2 separate regions of the Mus musculus genome follow, and region 2 is linked to region 1. The links are chromatin loops, found by intact Hi-C in ENCODE. Cell type or tissue: heart. All regions are shown on one strand. Each heading gives the region's core, and the rest is flanking DNA. Links, peaks and the distances in the headings are about the cores only.

Region 1 (8,455 bases), core at 81-8,080:
AGGTTTTTTGTTATTCCAGATGAATTTGCAAATTGCTCTTTCTATATCAGTGAAGAATTGAGTTGGAATTTTGATGGGGACTGCATTGAGTCTGTAGATTACTTTCGGCAAGGTAGCCATTTTGACTATATTAATCCTGCCAATCCATGAGCATGAGAGATCTTTCCATCTTCTGTGATTTACTTCAATTTCTTTCTTCAGAGATTTGAAGTTCTTATCACACAGATCTTTCACTTCCCTAGTTAGAGTCACACCAAGATATTTTATATTATTTGTGACTATTGTGAAGGGTGTTGTTTCCCTAATTTCCTTCTCAGTCCATTTATCCTTTGTGTAGAGAAAGGCCATTGATTTATTTGAGTTAATTTTATATCCATCTACTACACTGAAGCTGTTTATCAGGTTTAGGAGTTCTCTGGTGGAATTTTTGGGGTCACTTACATATACTGTTATATCATCTGCAAATAGTGATATTTTGACTTCTTCCTTTCCAGTTTGTATCCCCTTGATCTCTTTTTGTTGTCTAATTGCTCTGGAAAGAACTTCAAGTAATATATTGAATTGGTAGGGAGAAAGTGAGCAGCCTTGTCTAGTCCCGGATTTTAGTGGGATTGCTTCCATTTTCTCTCCATTTAGTTTGATGTTGGCTACTGGTTTACTGTAGATTGCTTTTATTATGTTTAGGGCTTTGAATTCCTGATCTTTCCAAGACTTTTTATCATGAATGGGTGTTTTATTTTGTCAAATGCTTTCTCAGCATCTAATGAAATGATCATGTGGTTTTTGTCTTTGAGTTTGTTTATATAATGGATTACGTTGATGGATTTCCATATATTAAACCATCCCTGCATCCCTGGTATGAAGCCTACTTGGTCATGATGTATGATCATTTTGATATGTTCTTGGATTTAATTTGCGAGGATTTTATTCATTATTTTTTCATTGATATTCATAAGGGAAATTAGTCTGAAGTTCTCTTTCTTTGTTGGATCTTTGTATGGTTTAGGTATCAGAGTAATTGTGGCTTCATAGAATGCATTGGGTAGAGTACCTTCTCTTTCTATTTTGTGGAATAGTTTGAGAAGAGTTGGAATTAAGTCTTCTTTGAAGGTCTGATAGAACTCCTTTTGTAGTAGTATCTGATGAAGTTTTGGATATTCTCAGGTTCTGTTGTTATGTCTCCTTTTTCATTTTTTATTTTGTTGATTAGGATACTGTCCCTGTGCCCTCTAGTTAGTCTGGCTAAGGGTTTATCTATCTTGTTGATTTTCTCAAAGAACCAGCTCCTTGTTTGGTTGATTCTTTGAATAGTTCTTTTTATTTCCACTTGGTTGATATCAGCCCTGAGTTTGATTATTTCCTGCTGTCTATTCCTCTTGGGTGAATTTGCTTCCTTTAGTTCTAGAGCTTCTAGGTGTGCTGTCAGCCTGCTAGTGTATGCTCTCTCTAGTTTCTTTTTTGAGGCACGCAGAGCCATGAGTTTTCCTCTTAGGACTGCCTTTATTGTGTCCCATAAGTTTGGGTATGTTGTGGCTTCATTTTCATTAAACTCTAAAAAGTCTTTAATTTCTTTCTTTATTTCATCCTTGATCAAGGAATCATTGAGTAGAGTGTTGTTCAGTTTCCACATGAATGTTGGCTTTCTATTATTTATGTTGTTATTGAAGACCAGCTTTAGTCCGTTCTGATCAGATAGGATGCATGGGATAATTTCAATATTTTTGTATCTCTTGATGCCTGTTTTGTAACCAATTATATGGTCAATTTTGGATAGGTACTATGTGGCTCTGAGAAGAATATCCTTTTGTTTTAGGATAAAATGTTCTGTAGATATCAATTAAATCCATTTGTTTCATAATTTCTGTCAGTGTCCATGTGTCTCTGTTTAGTTTCTGTTTCCAGGATCTGTCTACTGGTGAGAGTAGGGTGTTGAATTCTCCCAATATTATTGTAAGCTCACCCTTTCTAACTTTTTCTGAAGTCGGGCTGGCTGGTTCAACTCAGCTCTTCCAGGCCAAAGTCCTCTCCAAGCTGACTGATTCAATCTGGCTTCTTTGGACTTCTGACTGAATTGCTCTGCTTGGCCTTATAAATAACAACTTTTCAATATGTTCTAATCTTTTGGCTAGTTCTCATTTTCATTCTCATTCTGTCTTCACCTGCAACCTTTCTCTGTAAAACTGTCCTGATAAAACTGCCTTTTCTCCCTCTCCCTCCCTCTTTCCTTCCCTGTTTCTCCCCCTCCCCTTTCCCCTGTCCCTGTCCCTCTCCCCCTTCTCTCTCAGCTGCTCTCTCAGATTGCCTCTGTTTTCATGAGAGTTGGGCATATCCTATTTCTGACTCATTCTGCCAGATATTTCTCTGATTTGTCACCTTGTCTGCCCCTCAATTAGATGTTACTTTCAAACATGGCTGCTTCCTTCTACAAACTAATCTTACCTCTATTATTAAGGATTAAAGGTGTGTGCTGAGCATATTTATATTCTAGCCAGATAATACTGTAATTCACTGTCTGTATTCTGACTGGACCACACAGACCTAGAAAGTCTTTGGGTATCATCCCTTGCCTGATCAGCCATATTGTTGGATTAAAATTTCTCTACAGATAACTACAAGTTCTAAGTTGTAAGCCTCTGTCCATGTGAATAACTAAAAACTTGTATTTCTTTAGGTCATTCTACACACACTTGGTATCAATCACACACAAGCCCCGGTGCTGTGGCCATACGCATTGGATAGTCAAGGAAGAAAAATTCCACTTAATGCCTATGCACTTGATTTCTATAAGCATGGATCCCTTATTGGATTAGTCCAGGACAATAGGTATGTTTTATCTTGAAAATTCCAAGAAATGACTATTCCTGACAAACATATTAGATTTTCACTTCCAGAACAAATGGCACAGATGATGGCATATTTTATACATTTATTTCTAGTTTAGCAGCAAAAGTTTAGCACATGGGCCAACTCACTTGATCTAAATATATGCCTTAAATGTGTCTTTGTGTATATCAAATATATCTTTACATTACAGTTCTATTTATGCACCATTTAGTATTTTAGATATAATGGCAGATAGCAATCTGGCATTTTTTTAATGCCTGAGAGAATATAAAGTGTCTAGTTTACATATCTGGGTCTGACACTTTAGCTTGTCAGGGAAGCCATTTTTATAGGTATAAATAGAAGCAGGCATTATTTAGGTCATTTTTCATACAGTTAGCATCCATCACTCTCAAACTCCAGTATTGTGGCCACAAAACTTGGATAGTTGAGGAAGAAAACTGTCAGTCAACACATAGGCTTTGACGTCTGTAAGACCAGGTCAATAGATATGTTTTCTCTTGATAATTTCAAGAAGTAGTTAGTCATGCCAAGCAAATTAGATATTCACTCCTAGGGAAATATCCAGGAAACTATCCCTGAGCAGGGAGATACTTGTCTCAGTGCTAAACACCTCATCTAGTGGCAGATATATTAAGGAATTAAACATGCAGTAGACATAAAAATTTGAACATTCTTTACTAAGTTAAGGTATAAAAAGTTTTAATAGTCCTCAGAAACCTAGAAAATTTTTACTTATTAAGGCTGATTTATTTTTGTGAATAAAGTTGCATTTACATTAGTTGATAATATTTTTTGGTTTTAAAACTTGTTCATTGATAATTTCATAATTGTATGTAAAATATTATGACCATATCTCCCCGTTTATTCTTGTATACCTTCTCAGTTGTATCCCCTAACCCCAGCAAGTCAGCTGTCCATGTTTGTGTTGTCTTTAAATTTTGGTTTATTTTCACTTTGAGTCACACTGAGTTTTACTAGGGCTATCTGCATGAGTGTGTCGCCATCCCCTGGAAGTCAGGAGACTCATCAGAGAAAACAATACTGAAGAAAAATGACTCTCCTTTCTTTAGCCCATAGGGCCCCTGCCTTTCCTGGGAACTCTTGTCCTAGGAGCTTGTCTCTCATCCTTGGCTGATATTAATGGTCCTGCTCTTGTGCAGACCCTATTCAGACAGCCTTTGCTGCTGTGGACGCATGAATCACATCAGGCCCAGAAGATAGCATTTCTCAGCACTTGCTTCACTTAGCTCTTAATTCTCTCTGTCTCATTTTTTTGTGATTCTTTCTGAGTCTTGGTGAAGTGACATAGATGTTCCAAATAGGTGTTAGTGCTCAACAGTCACTTATTCTCAGTAGTCTGATTAATCATTGTATAACAGCAGCAGCAGCAGCAGCAGCATCTTTGACCATGTCTGAGCCAGCTCTAATTTATGGATATAAACATCAATAGTAAATAATCGTATCGTTAATTTCTGTTTTCCTGTCCCTTAGGATACATCCAGGGGAAGCTTATAGCCTGTTGAAAGATTTTAATCTTATCATTAAGTCTATCAGGTACGTTACATGTTTAAATGTTACTTTTGTATTTCCCCAAATTTAATTGTCATTTTGAAATGTTGAGATTATTACCACCCCCCCCCATGATCCAAGTTAAAAGTGTCACTGCATCTGTTACATACCATGCATTTCAACTTCCCAGAGGGTCTGTAGAGTCCCCCATCCCTACAACCTTTTGGTTATGGTCTGTTTTATAATTAATTAAAAAAATGTTTTTTTGAGATTAAGTTCCATCAAGATAGAGCCTCAGACTAGGGCAGTGCACATAGCTCAAAACCATTCCTGAGCATCCCTGATCCTAGATATTCTCAATGATCCCCATTGCAATATCGTAGCAAATACACGTTTCAGAAATCTCTGAGGTGCCAGCAGCTCTCCAATTTATAACATTTGCTTGCTCTTGAGTCTCCTGCTACAGTCTATATTTTTCTTCAGGGTTTGTCTGACTGTAAATTCATAGTCACTTTTTATTCTGATCTGGAACAAAGCCCAGTTACTCACAAAGCAATATCAAACTCTTTGTGATCACCCCCATCCTTGGCTCCATTGGCCATATATTGTCACCTAGTTAAATAGCCCCTTAACCCCTCATATTCATATGTATTCCAACACTTTGACAGTGACTTTTATTTTGTCACATGTGTATTCAAGTGACCATAAATCTCATCATTATAGGGTCCTTAAAAACAGTTCTCTATTTTATTTCCTTGATCAGAGCCGAATCAGACCTTTATGGGTGTTTTTTATACAGAGAGCTTTATAATTTATTTTATTATTTTTATTATTTATTATTTTAATCTGATTTATTTATTTTTATATAGTTTTATTATTTATTTGTTATTTTATACACAGAGTTAATTTGAGGTATATGGGAGCAGAAGGGAAACGCTTTGTTTATCTGCAGTAGTGGTTCTCAACCTTCCTAATGCTGGGACCCATTAATAGAGTGGTGTGTTTCTTTTCCCTTTCTTCATGCCTGTTCACAAGTTTCTTAATGCTGGTGTAACAAATTGTCATTCAATGGTATGAACCTCTATAAATGTATCATCTTACCATTCTGGAGACCAATCATCAAAGTGTGCGTTCACCAGACAAAATTAGATGTCTGGATGTTCTAAGGGAAAACCTTGGCTCTTTCCCAACAGTTAGAGGTTGTCTGCATCTTTGGGTCAGAGTTTCCTTCTGACTTGGAGGCCAGGGATGTTCAATAGAGAAACCTGACATTATGAATCAAATATCCACATTTCACCATTTTGACTCCCATCTTCTCCTTCCTCGCACTCATGAGCACCTTTGAGAATTCCATTAGTCATACCTAAAGAATCCAGAGTAATCATTTATCTCCACTGATCATTAGCTGTCCTCTGTGGGCTCATCTGTGATGGTAATTGCCCTTTGTCATGGAGCCTAACATGAGTCCTGGTTTCTGGGGATTTAGGTGAGGTCATCTGAATTAGATGAGGTGTATTACTCTGCTGACAACACCCCAGCTTTGTTTTTGTTTTTTTGTTTTGTTTTTTTTATCCCCTACCTAGATAAAGAAAGGAAGCTTTCTTTCTCCATCATAGTCTTCAGAAAATGCTGGACACAGTAGTTGAAAAACCACAAAATGTGTCCATGAGATATGTAGAGAAAAGAAATTTGTGTTGTATTGCCTAAGGGATCAAGGATCAAAGTAATAAAATTTGGTGTCCTTTCAATCACCCTTTGCTGAATGTGACACATTGTCTTCTTTTCTTATTTATTTTTTGTACAAGTATTATTTTATTAATAAATTTGTTTCTTATCAACATTCCTTATAAATTCCTAATATTACTTCATAACTTTAGAGGACAGCCCTTTTTTATATTATTCAATGTTACTTAATTGAATATATCTATGCATATATATATACATATATTATATATTTGTATTTTTCTATTTATAGTGTCTCCTTGCGTGAACTGTGTGAAAATGAAGAAGACAATGTTGTTTTAGCATTTGAACAATTGTCTACGTCTTTTCAAGAGAAGTTTGAATTAGTGTGAAAAGAAAAACTATGTAAACTGCTTAAACTATCACCATAGAATCATTGTGAATTATATATCTTTACTCTTATGTCTTACTCAAACAATCATACATGATGAGATGGAATGAATAAGCAAATAGAGTTGCCATCAAACTTCTTGTGGTTGCCTCTAATGTACTTGGTGGTTTCTCAAAAAGTTGACAAAAATGCTTATATTTCTAAATTATTGAGGATTGAAGGAAAAAAAATACAAGAATATTACATATATACATTTAAAGACAGTTTTTACACTCCATGAGACCCAATCAAATATTGCATTTTACATATTTTCACTGTTAGTATGTCTAAAACTACTTTTGAAGATAGAAAAAAATGATTTTAGTATCCTGAAAGTGTAATATAATCTATACAATCAACATAAAGGGATTTCACTGCTTAGATAGCTAGTTAATGAAATAATACCTCTTGATATAATATGAAATGTAAAATATGTATATTTTCATTGAATTTTTGTGATGCTTTTAAAGAAAACATGTAGCTAATATTTTTCTTCATTTTAATTGTATATAAATGACTGTTGAAATAATGATGTCACTGGTTTCATTTGTTTGAAATAATACTCCTCTATTAATCCACTGTACACTGCCACTCATTCAATACAATTATTTAGAAGGGATCTCTAATTGAGTTCTTAACCTCAATTCTCAGTGCTAGAATTTTAAGCTCTCAACTTGAACTCACAGTGGTTAACTTTCAAAACAAAAGATGTGGTTTTTCAGGTATCCTGCTGAATGATGGTTTTTGTTTTGTTTTGTTTTATTTTGTTTTGTTTTGTTTTGTAGCACTATACATAGACTATAGTGGCTAAAAAACAGTTATGGTCCATTTATTTCTGAATCAGAAAAATTTCAGTTGTAGGAAGAGATACCATTTAGATCCATGTTAGAAATCTCTACGTTTGGGGTGGGGTTGGGGGTGCAGTTTAAACTGTTTCTAATCTTGTTGTTATTGTTGTTTTGGGGGACAGGGTTTCTCTGTGTAGCCTTGAGTTCCAGAGTGCTGGAACTCACTCTGTAGACAAGGCTGGCCTCTGTCTTCCAAGTGCTGGGATTAAAGGCCTGCACCACCACCTCTTGGCCTGTGTTTCCATTCTTTAAATGCTACAACAATGCTATAACCCCCAAACACTTAGAATAACCTCATCCTGTCTAACACCCCCTAAACTCCACCCACTGGAATTTTACACAGTGTGAAGGTTATTATCATGTTAGTGTCAACTTAAGCTTATATGTAGGAATCAGCAGGGAAGTGAAGATCCACCTCAATAGATATGCATGAGTTAATTGGCTGCTAGATTTTTTCCAAGACTGAGGTCATTTTTTGACATCTGGAATCTTCTTAAAAGTGTATAATTATACCTAACATCTTTGAGGTGAGTCTACTGGGTCTAGGGGTATATACACTGTTTCTTCAACCTTTAGTTAAATCTGAAGTGTAAGCAGCAGTAATTTCTCAGGAGACAATTTTTCGATTTCTCAAGTGAGTTGGGAAGAGATACATTGCAGAAAGGTAAAGCTATGATATCTTGCTTTGCTGACTCAGAAAGCCTACAAAAACTATGTACTGGCAAGATTTTTACTTAGAATATTTGGGAACTATAGAAATCATGATGATTCCTTAGGTCTCAGAGAATAAAATAAAAGCTACAGACAGACAGTAAAAGAAATGTTGGTCTTTACCCACGGTGCTGGTCTCTCCAACTTGGCAGTTTTCACACATGGAAAAGTGCACCAGGCTTAAGTGGGTTCTACACTTGGAGAAAGCAAGTTCAAGGTAGACATGTATTTCATGTCTCCTGTGTCTCTGAATGGAGTTCACTCCTACTGCTCTTCACAGAAGCAGAACATGTGTCTGTGTTGTTTGAGGCAAAGAAGGTTTGGATGTAACTCTAAAAGCAACAAGACCATAAATTGACAAGATTATATCTTACTTTAAAGTTCTGCATAGTAAACAACCAACAGAGAGAACACGTGTAAACTATAT
Region 2 (8,455 bases), core at 71-8,070, 330 kb before region 1:
GGACAGACTTCAACAGGAAGTGTGTGGACTTTGGGCAGTTTTGTTTTGTTTTGTTTTGTGTTTTAAGGGTCTGGGGGAGTAACAGTGAGTCACAAATCTTACAGCAAACGGGAAAAAGTAAAAGTAGTATGTGATTTAGCAAATGTTCCTTGCGTAGGGTGTGTGCTAAAGCACTGTGCATAGTCTAAAAGCCTATAGTATTTTCCTATCAATTATTAAAGTAGAAGAATGATGTCTGGATTTGGACAGTAAGGAGAATGTGTGTGTGTGTGTGTGTGTGTGTGTGTGTGTGTGTGTGTGTGTAAATGAAAAGTTTAAGGTTATCAGCTACTGGGGTTGGAGCTGTAGAGTCGATGGAAGAGCGCTTACTTACTACGCTTGAAATCTCATTTAAAAATTTTCAGCACAGACAGAAGTAGATGCTGGATGATCACAACCTTAAAGTGATCCTCAGCTATATTGAGGATGTGAGGCTATCCTGGGCTACCTGAGACTTATTCTTAAAAAAAAATCAACTAATGATTGCATTCTTTTTTCCATTTGTGTTTTAAAGTGCAACAAGTCGCTGGGCTTTGAATCTCTTTTCATGTTTTACTATATTTGTTTATTCACTGTGTGTGGGACTGGGGTATACACATGCCAGAGCATAACTCAAGGGAGTTGGTTCTCTCCTTCTACCATGTGGGTCCTAGGGAATAAACTCAGGCTTGGTTAAAAAAAAAGTGCCTTTATCAGATGGGACATGATGCTAGCCCTAGAAAATCTCTGACTTTTAAGTAAATGTTTTGTAGTTCATGAATGTAGCCAGAGATGAGTTAATTTAGTGTTTCAGAGCACAGTGTGCGGTCCAGCTTTCTATGAGCCAACCTATGAAATATCTCCAGGAAGCTAGTTCTGGTATATAACAAATGACACCCAAATATTTTTCATGTTTAAGCTTTTAGGCATCAAAGGAGATTAGATTTATTCCTAAAACCATGTGGCTTTTTCCCTTTGTGTTTAAAAGCAAGAGAAATAGCAAAAGCACAGATGCCTACCGATAAAGGGCAACAGAAATGTATGCTTGCTCCTAGACTTCAGTTCCAGCTTGCCTTCTACTGTAGTGAGAGGCATGCACATGTGTACACAAAGACACGGACACAAAGACACACAGACACAAAGACACACACACAAAGACACACACAAAGACACATACATACAAAGACACAAACACACAACGACACACACACAAAGACACATACACACAAAGACACAAACACACAACGACACACACACAAACACACACACACAGGCACATGCATCATAGATGGTTAAGCCCAGTAAGCCATTAAAACAAACAAGGAGGAGCCCTCAGAATGATGAGAATCAACCTTCAGAAGCTGTGCTTAGCCATCTGAATCATAATTCAGTGTGGAATCTGGGCGCCCTGGATGCTTCCGGCTCCATATGAAGACCTGTCAACACAGATCATGTTCACTTGGCACTGTGGTTCCCTGGAAGGGTCTAAGGAAAGAACAGCCCTCTGGAGTAGCCATCCAGTGACCATCCTTGTTACCCATGCTGGGAATCTTTAGAGAAACACGAGGAAATAGATGGAGGTACTCCTTTGATAGGAAGAGTCCCCTTGCCATGCACTGTCACTGCCATGCACAAGAGGAATGCCAGAGAATCAGTGTGATGAGTCCAAGTGTCATCTGAGTTAAGAGCAGGTGCAGGGTCATTGTCTAAACCTGCTCCACTAAAGCCTAGCCTAAAAAGGATGCTGCAGACCACAGAGGGAAGCTGCTTAAAGGGAAAAGGAGAAAGCAGTTGCAGGGAGGAGATGTATCCAGCAGAAAGCAGGCATGCCACACCAGGCACCAGGTTAGAGGGTGGAGATGCACACACCGCTTCCACACACTCTCTGCCTTTCATTTCTTAAAAAAGCAACATATATTAAAAATCGTATTTCCCAGCCATGTTGTTAGTACACAGAACAGTTCATGATTTGATTTATATGTGTGGTAATTATGGTGGTAGTGGTGGTGGTGGGGGGGTAAGATAACTGTTAACAGTGTCTGTGTCCTAGCAGTTGGATTGCAGTGGATGACTCTGAGGTTTCAGTTCTAGATTTTTCAGCATGTTCTAGGTGTCCAGGAAGGAATCTCATGTTTACACGAGCCAGGCCATGACAAAGGAAGCATTTGACCTTGGGATGAAGGAAAACTAAATGGTACCTTTGTGTTCCTCCACCTGTACACTCAATATGGACTTGATCTGTTTAAATGAAGAGTCATGGGAGGGTTGGTCATAGTGGTGCAATGTTTAAAATCCCAGCACTGAGAAAATTGAGGAAGGAAGATTGTGAGTTGAAGGCTAGCCTGGGCTAAAGGTGTCTTAGCCTAAGGTGCCCCTGCATCCGATGAGTCATGGTTAGCAATGCATGATTTAACACAGTCTTCCAGAGATGTCCTTGAGAAGTTGGCTGTGAAAAACTCTTATACTTCATGTTGACTGTGAGCATGGTCCCTCTAGGCGGTCCCTGCTCAAAGCACCAGAAGAAAATATCTGTACCAGAGACTTAGGTTTGTCACAGTCTTAAAGGATTTCTTTGGCTTTTATTGTTTCTAGCTTTTTTTTTTGGGGGGGGGGGAGGCTTTTCAACAGATACCATTTGTTTTCTACGCTCACTGGGAAAAGGGTGACTTGTGGAAAGAGGCCTTTACTAAGCTTGGATTCAGTCAGGCTTCAGAGGGAAAATAACCCCCCCTACCCCCACAAAGATAACAAAGCTGCTTTTGGTGTGGCCTGACAGAAATTCCTTCTCTCCATCTCTCTCTTCCTTTCTCCAGAGGGTTCATACTCCCTAGCCCCGGCTTATCTTGAACTCACAGCACTCTTTGACTGCAGCATCCTGAGGCCAGGAATGATGCCCCTGAGCCACTCAGGCATCCTCACTGAGGATTTCAGAGTGGTTTTCTCATGTATCTTCAGTGTACTTGGAATTTTTTTTTTTTTTGTGAAAAGTGTGGAGTTCCATTTATTTTATTTTTTTTTTTATCTTACTAAAAGAATTCACTGTGTCCCCAAGTGTGTCTACGTGCCTGCAGTTATTGAAATATCTCTGCTATTCTGACTCCTCAGCAATTTGAGGAGACTCATGCCTTTATCCAAAAGTGTTTTGGATTTGGGATTTGGATTTGTTTTAAACACTGGAGTGTTTACATAGACATGGGGATATCTTGGGCATCGGATCTCTCCTAGTTAGCTTCTGCTGGCCTGGAATTACCCACTGAGTTTCAGTTGAGGGGTTGCCTCCATCAGACTGTCCCGTGGGCAGGACAGTGTGGTATTTTCTTGATTACTAATTGATGTAGGAGGGTCCAGACCACTATGGGTGGTGCCAATCCCTCCGCAAGGAGTCTTGGGTTATACAAAAAATGCTTGCTGAGCAGAAGCTAGGGAGCCAGTCAGAAAGCACAGCTCCTCCTTGATTTCTGCTTTCTTACTTGCTGTTACTTCCCTCTCTGTTGGATCGTGACCTGAACGCATAGCCACATAAACCCTTTCCTCCCCAAGTTGCTTTGGGTCATGGTGTTTATCATAGCAACAGAAAATACACTAAGGCAGGGCACAAGCAAACATGAAATTCAGTAATGTTTTCTGAATACCTAACCCACATATCCCAAGGAAATTTTATACAGTGTTTATATAATACACCTGCACGTGGACTGAGATTTGTCACTTTGTGTGTGATAGGATCTTCCACTCAGGCATCCGTCAAAATACGACATTTTAGTTTTTAAAGCATTTCAGATTATGGATGCTAAACTTTTAATGTAGATAACAGATCTTTAGGGTACCTTAGTATGTTATAAGGCAAGTTCATTTCTTCCATAATGGTGCCCCTTTTATTTCTTTAGTAGGACCCTGGCTATTTACAGTAACTCCCCCACCCCCTTACAACATAACTTTTAGAACCAGGCTACTAAATTCTATATCAAACAAATGGATAGAAACAAGAAACTTGTTGGGAGTTCAGCAAAATTGTATCAGAGATACCCTATGTCAGGGGACTAAGGACTTTATTAATCTTTCTACATGAGAATGGCTTATTTTTCCTCTTATTTGGCCTTTTAAAATGTCCATCAATAAAGTTTTAGACTCTCTCCAAAAAACACAAAGAAAGAAAGAAAGAGAATCTGCATGGACAGATTTCTGACTCCTGTCAGAATGGCATGGGACTCCTTCAACTTGGCAATGTAAATCTCCAACTTAAAACAAGTGGAAAAATCAGTTTTTTGTTTGTTTGTTTGCTTGGGTTGTTGGTTTTTTTTGTTTTTGTCTTGTAAAGCTTCCTAGATCTTTCAAGAGGTTTCCCTGGTAGTAAAAAAGTAACCTGACTGATTCTTGGGATTCATTGTACAGACTAGTCCTGGCCTCAAACTCTTAAAAACCCTTGCCCTTCTCCCTCCAAGTGCTGGGGCTACAGTTATATGCCATCATGCCCAGCTATAAAGAAAGGAAATAAATTAAACACTGAATTATTCATACCTCTCTTAGCTTTCCCATTAAGTCAGACATCTGCTTCACCTGCGTCCAACCACATTTCTCAATCTTGCATAAGAAAACAGCCATACAGTCATTATTCAATGAATACCTACCTATCCCCTAAGGTAACCATGGTGATCTGCCTATTAATATCTTCATTTCAAATCTTAAGGGCTGCTACATAAAGTCACATGTGAATGAAATTTAAGCACTAAAGAAAACATGGAGAATGAGACTTCCAGATGTCAGACCTTAGTAAAAACAGGAAGAAGGCAGCCCATGGTGGTTCCGTCAGGTCGGCAGAGATATGAAGTAGCGCTGTGAGCCTGAAAGAGCAGAGACACATGGATCAGATTCTCAACCTATACATCTTTGAAGGGATGAGCTAGAGAAGCCTTTCATTATGGGGATTGCTCCACGTGAGTGATTCCAGGCTATGGGAGTGTCGCCACACGTTACCCGCTAGTCTACTCTTACAGTACAGACATTGTTCTGCCCCCTAATTTCACATCTGTTACTCTTCTTTGGTCAAAAGGATATTGGAGGCAAGAGCTCCCTGGGTCCTGGGGGACTCTGAGAGCCTTTAAATGCTATTACCAAATGGATTTCTGTGTGTGGGACTTCCACAGGGGTCTGTTCAGACCGTCTCACAGACGCTATATTTTATTTTAAAATACATTCCGGATTCATTGAATCAAAAGGATAAGCTATGGGCAATGGAGGGTAAGGTAAGAAATGGGAACATCTGCCGATCTTGTTTTTAATGTGAACTCTGTCAGTAAAGGGAGATAGAAATTATGAGGGAAAGAAATAAAACTCATTTATTGATGTGTAAAAAATAAAAAATGTCAAGGCACTGAAACTGTTATTGAACAGCAGTCATCTCAGGGGAGGTAAAAGCTTTCAGAGTTGTGAATGGAAAATAAAAAGCAGGGAATGGAACTCTTTTGTGTGTGAAATTGCTTATTTTCAGGCAATCTGGACTTACTTATAAATCGATAGCCATCTGATCACATTTGTCTGGACACACTGTGTGACACCACAGTGCGGTGGAGATACTATGGCAGTGACAGATCTTATTCATTGTCCCAGGAATATATTTTACTGGCTTATGTTTCAGGAGGGAGGCCTGTGTCTCACTTTTCACTATCGTGGACATCCAAAGCATACACGAATACTTTTATAGCCTTACCCTGGGTCAGACATTGTTTGAAACGTCACATAAAAACTAAGTAAGAAACTCTTCACAACACCCCGGGGAGACACCCCTGGTCTTATCATCTCCAGTTTGCGGACAAAGGAATTAGGCCCAGAGAGGTTATGCTATTTGCTCGGAAGTCCCTTCAGTAAGTGGGTAGAGCTGGGATTTGAACCCAGAAACTCTGGCTCCCATATATTAAACATTTCTTCTCATTGGCTGTAAGGAAGAAATGATGAGCACTTCAGCCTCACATCTGTAAACTAGGACTCATTATTCGGAGTTCTTATAAATAAAGCCATTGACAATGTACTCTACACATCACTGTAGTGTTTGCATCTATACATCAATGTATGTTCTCATCTGTATCTCACAATACATTTGGTCATATTGAGAAGCTTCTAGAGTTTTGCCCAGCCAGACTGGGAAGGAGGGGGCGCTGATGACTTCTGCTTTCTGCTATTAAATATCTAGCAGAGTGGTTAGCATTTACATAAATTCTAGTTGAGAACTAAAAGCCAAACTCTTGAGTTAAGGCTACCATTAGTTTTGAATGAAAACTCTAGTTCAGTGGTTTAAAGGAAATACCTACTATGGCTGCCTCTACTGAGTCACTTATTCTTGTTGGTTTATGAACACAAATGTCTTTCCCCTAAAGTTCATCTCTTACATGTTACTATGTATGGCATGTGGTAGTTGTTATGATTCTGATAATATTGTGAGTAATAAGAACTCATGGAAGGCATGGGGATGCACACGAGACAAATCTTTTAACTAGGGATGGGTTTACTTACCAGGAGTGTCCGGGAAACCTACTACTACTGTTGGACTTACAGATTCACATCATATCAATTCTTTACAGACATTTGATTTTGTCTTTTACTTAAGGAGTAATGCTGATGGTGCTTGGAGAGTAAACCTACTACAGTCCCTTCCTAGAACTTGCTCTTTCTTCAATAAAACAGTCTCACACGGACCCTAAACCAATATTTAAAAACAGTATAGTGAAATCAAACCATTTTATTTTATTTTTTCTAAGCCATACTGTTTGGCCTTCTGAGATGGGAAAAGTTTTTGGTTGGTGTGTGAACATTATTGGTCTCTTTAAATAAATAAGCTAATGAGATAGGCTAACTGAAAGGAAGGTCAGAGAGGACAGTCAGAGCTAAGGCTTATTATCAGCTCAGAAATTCCTATTTGAGCTTGGCTGGTGACTTCCTGGTAGTGTGGCTGTGATTACAGATTATTCTTAATGAGCAAAAATGAGAACATTAACCATTATTTTTTTTCTTCCTTCGATTGTGGGTAGTTTTTCTTTTTTTTCCTCAGAAAATATTGCATGGGAATTTGTCAGTTAGAATTGAACTCGTATTCATAAAACAGAAGAGCCTGATGTTCCTGAACTCAGCTCCTTGGTGGCTGGAGGCACAATTACCTGTTGGACGGGCACAGATAGGGGCTGAATCACAGCTGTGGTCACTCCTGTTTTCGGAGCTGAGGATCCTATCGTTAAGGAAACGGACGTTGTTTTCTTCTGAGCTCTGGAAAATAGGGAAGCGAGTGTTAGGTAGAAGCTGTTTGTTTTTGTTGTTGTTTTGTGTTTTTATAAATTAGCAATTATTCTTTAAACTATTTTTACAGAAGACCTGGGTTTCTATTTGTAGACCCGGTCTACTTCCATTAAAATTTGTTTCAGAAGTTGGAACTTATCAAAACAAACTGCCAAAAGAGCTGTGTGGTCAGGACCTGGATAGAACTGACTTTAATAAACACACAGAAGAAAGAAAATGAACCAGAGGCAACTCACACTGATAAAGATTATTAAGGTATTATTTTTTTTAAAATCCCAAGAGAAAATAGAATCTTGGAAAGCTTCAATCTCTATCAGTTAGCAAATATTTGACATCTTTACGGTTAGGGTCCTATATTTAACTCAGTTTTAGTGTTTATTTTAGGGCTAACAGCTGTCGCTTTTGCTGGATTCAAATTTTGTTGAGAATTTTTGTCTTCTCTTAGTTCTGAGACTTTAGTGTTGTAGAAGAGAAAAACCAAGGGGAATCAGTCCATTGCCTGGCTCAGTGTGGCTGAGAGGGTGTGAAATCTCTGCATTTGAATTCTAATTTAAATCAGAAAAAAAATGTACAAATGTATAGTCTTCATTAGCAATGATGATTATCTGATGTTGACTGGACATGATTTTTCAAATAAAATACGATTATTTTATTATTGTAACAGTCTTACAGTACAGTATTTATATTAATGTGTAAGATCTAATCAGGGAAATTAGCATTTTAAATAGAGATAACTGTTATATATTTACTAGCAACAAAAAACATTTGTTAGCACATCTCACCATTAATGGAATTTTCTACCAAACTCAGGTAGACTTGGCTGTACTTTTGTAAAATAGAGGAGACAGTAACACTTTTTTAAATAATGCATGTCTCTCTAGGGATAAGCAAATTTTGGCCTTTTCAGATATAAGGTTTTACTAGCAAAAACCAACAACAACAAAACCTTTATCCAATAAAAAGAAAATCCATTTCTGGCTCAATTAGACATTTTGATTCTCCTTCGGACCTAACTGATTTTTCTCTCAGTGTGACTGGTCTTGCCATTTACTTAATCAGCTCCAAGGCTGTCTTTGCAGCTAACAAAGCTCTTGGCTGGGTTTTGGCATGCTGATGTTGAAATAGATCCCCACAGTTTAAAGTCATACAAAGTAAA

The links. Peaks named below come from ENCODE experiments on the same cell type or tissue, not always from the same donor. Only the 100,000 strongest peaks of a DNase experiment are listed, where the experiment ranks them.
Region 2: a loop joins it to region 1, with 4 times the contacts of the local background. A loop is called at or near these places in 2 of 42 quality-filtered maps.

What each region holds. Positions count from the first base shown.
Region 1 is chr8:62,030,704-62,039,158 of GRCm38, forward strand. It overlaps Ddx60 (DExD/H box helicase 60), which reads left to right. Exons shown (of 38, transcript NM_001293783.1): 36 at 2,672-2,823; 37 at 4,339-4,401; 38 at 6,332-6,998. The coding sequence ends at 6,431. Among named protein-coding and RNA genes, the nearest start is that of Anxa10, 88 kb to the right of the region's middle. In heart, for the core only: a CTCF peak has its summit at 3,850; no DNase peak of the experiment used is centred there.
Region 2 is chr8:61,704,212-61,712,666 of GRCm38, forward strand. Palld (palladin, cytoskeletal associated protein) reads right to left here. Exons shown (of 22, transcript NM_001293772.2): 5 at 7,164-7,269; 6 at 4,782-4,856. Among named protein-coding and RNA genes, the nearest start is that of Gm51576, 23 kb to the left of the region's middle. In heart, for the core only: no CTCF peak of the experiment used is centred there; a DNase peak (open chromatin) is centred at 4,930.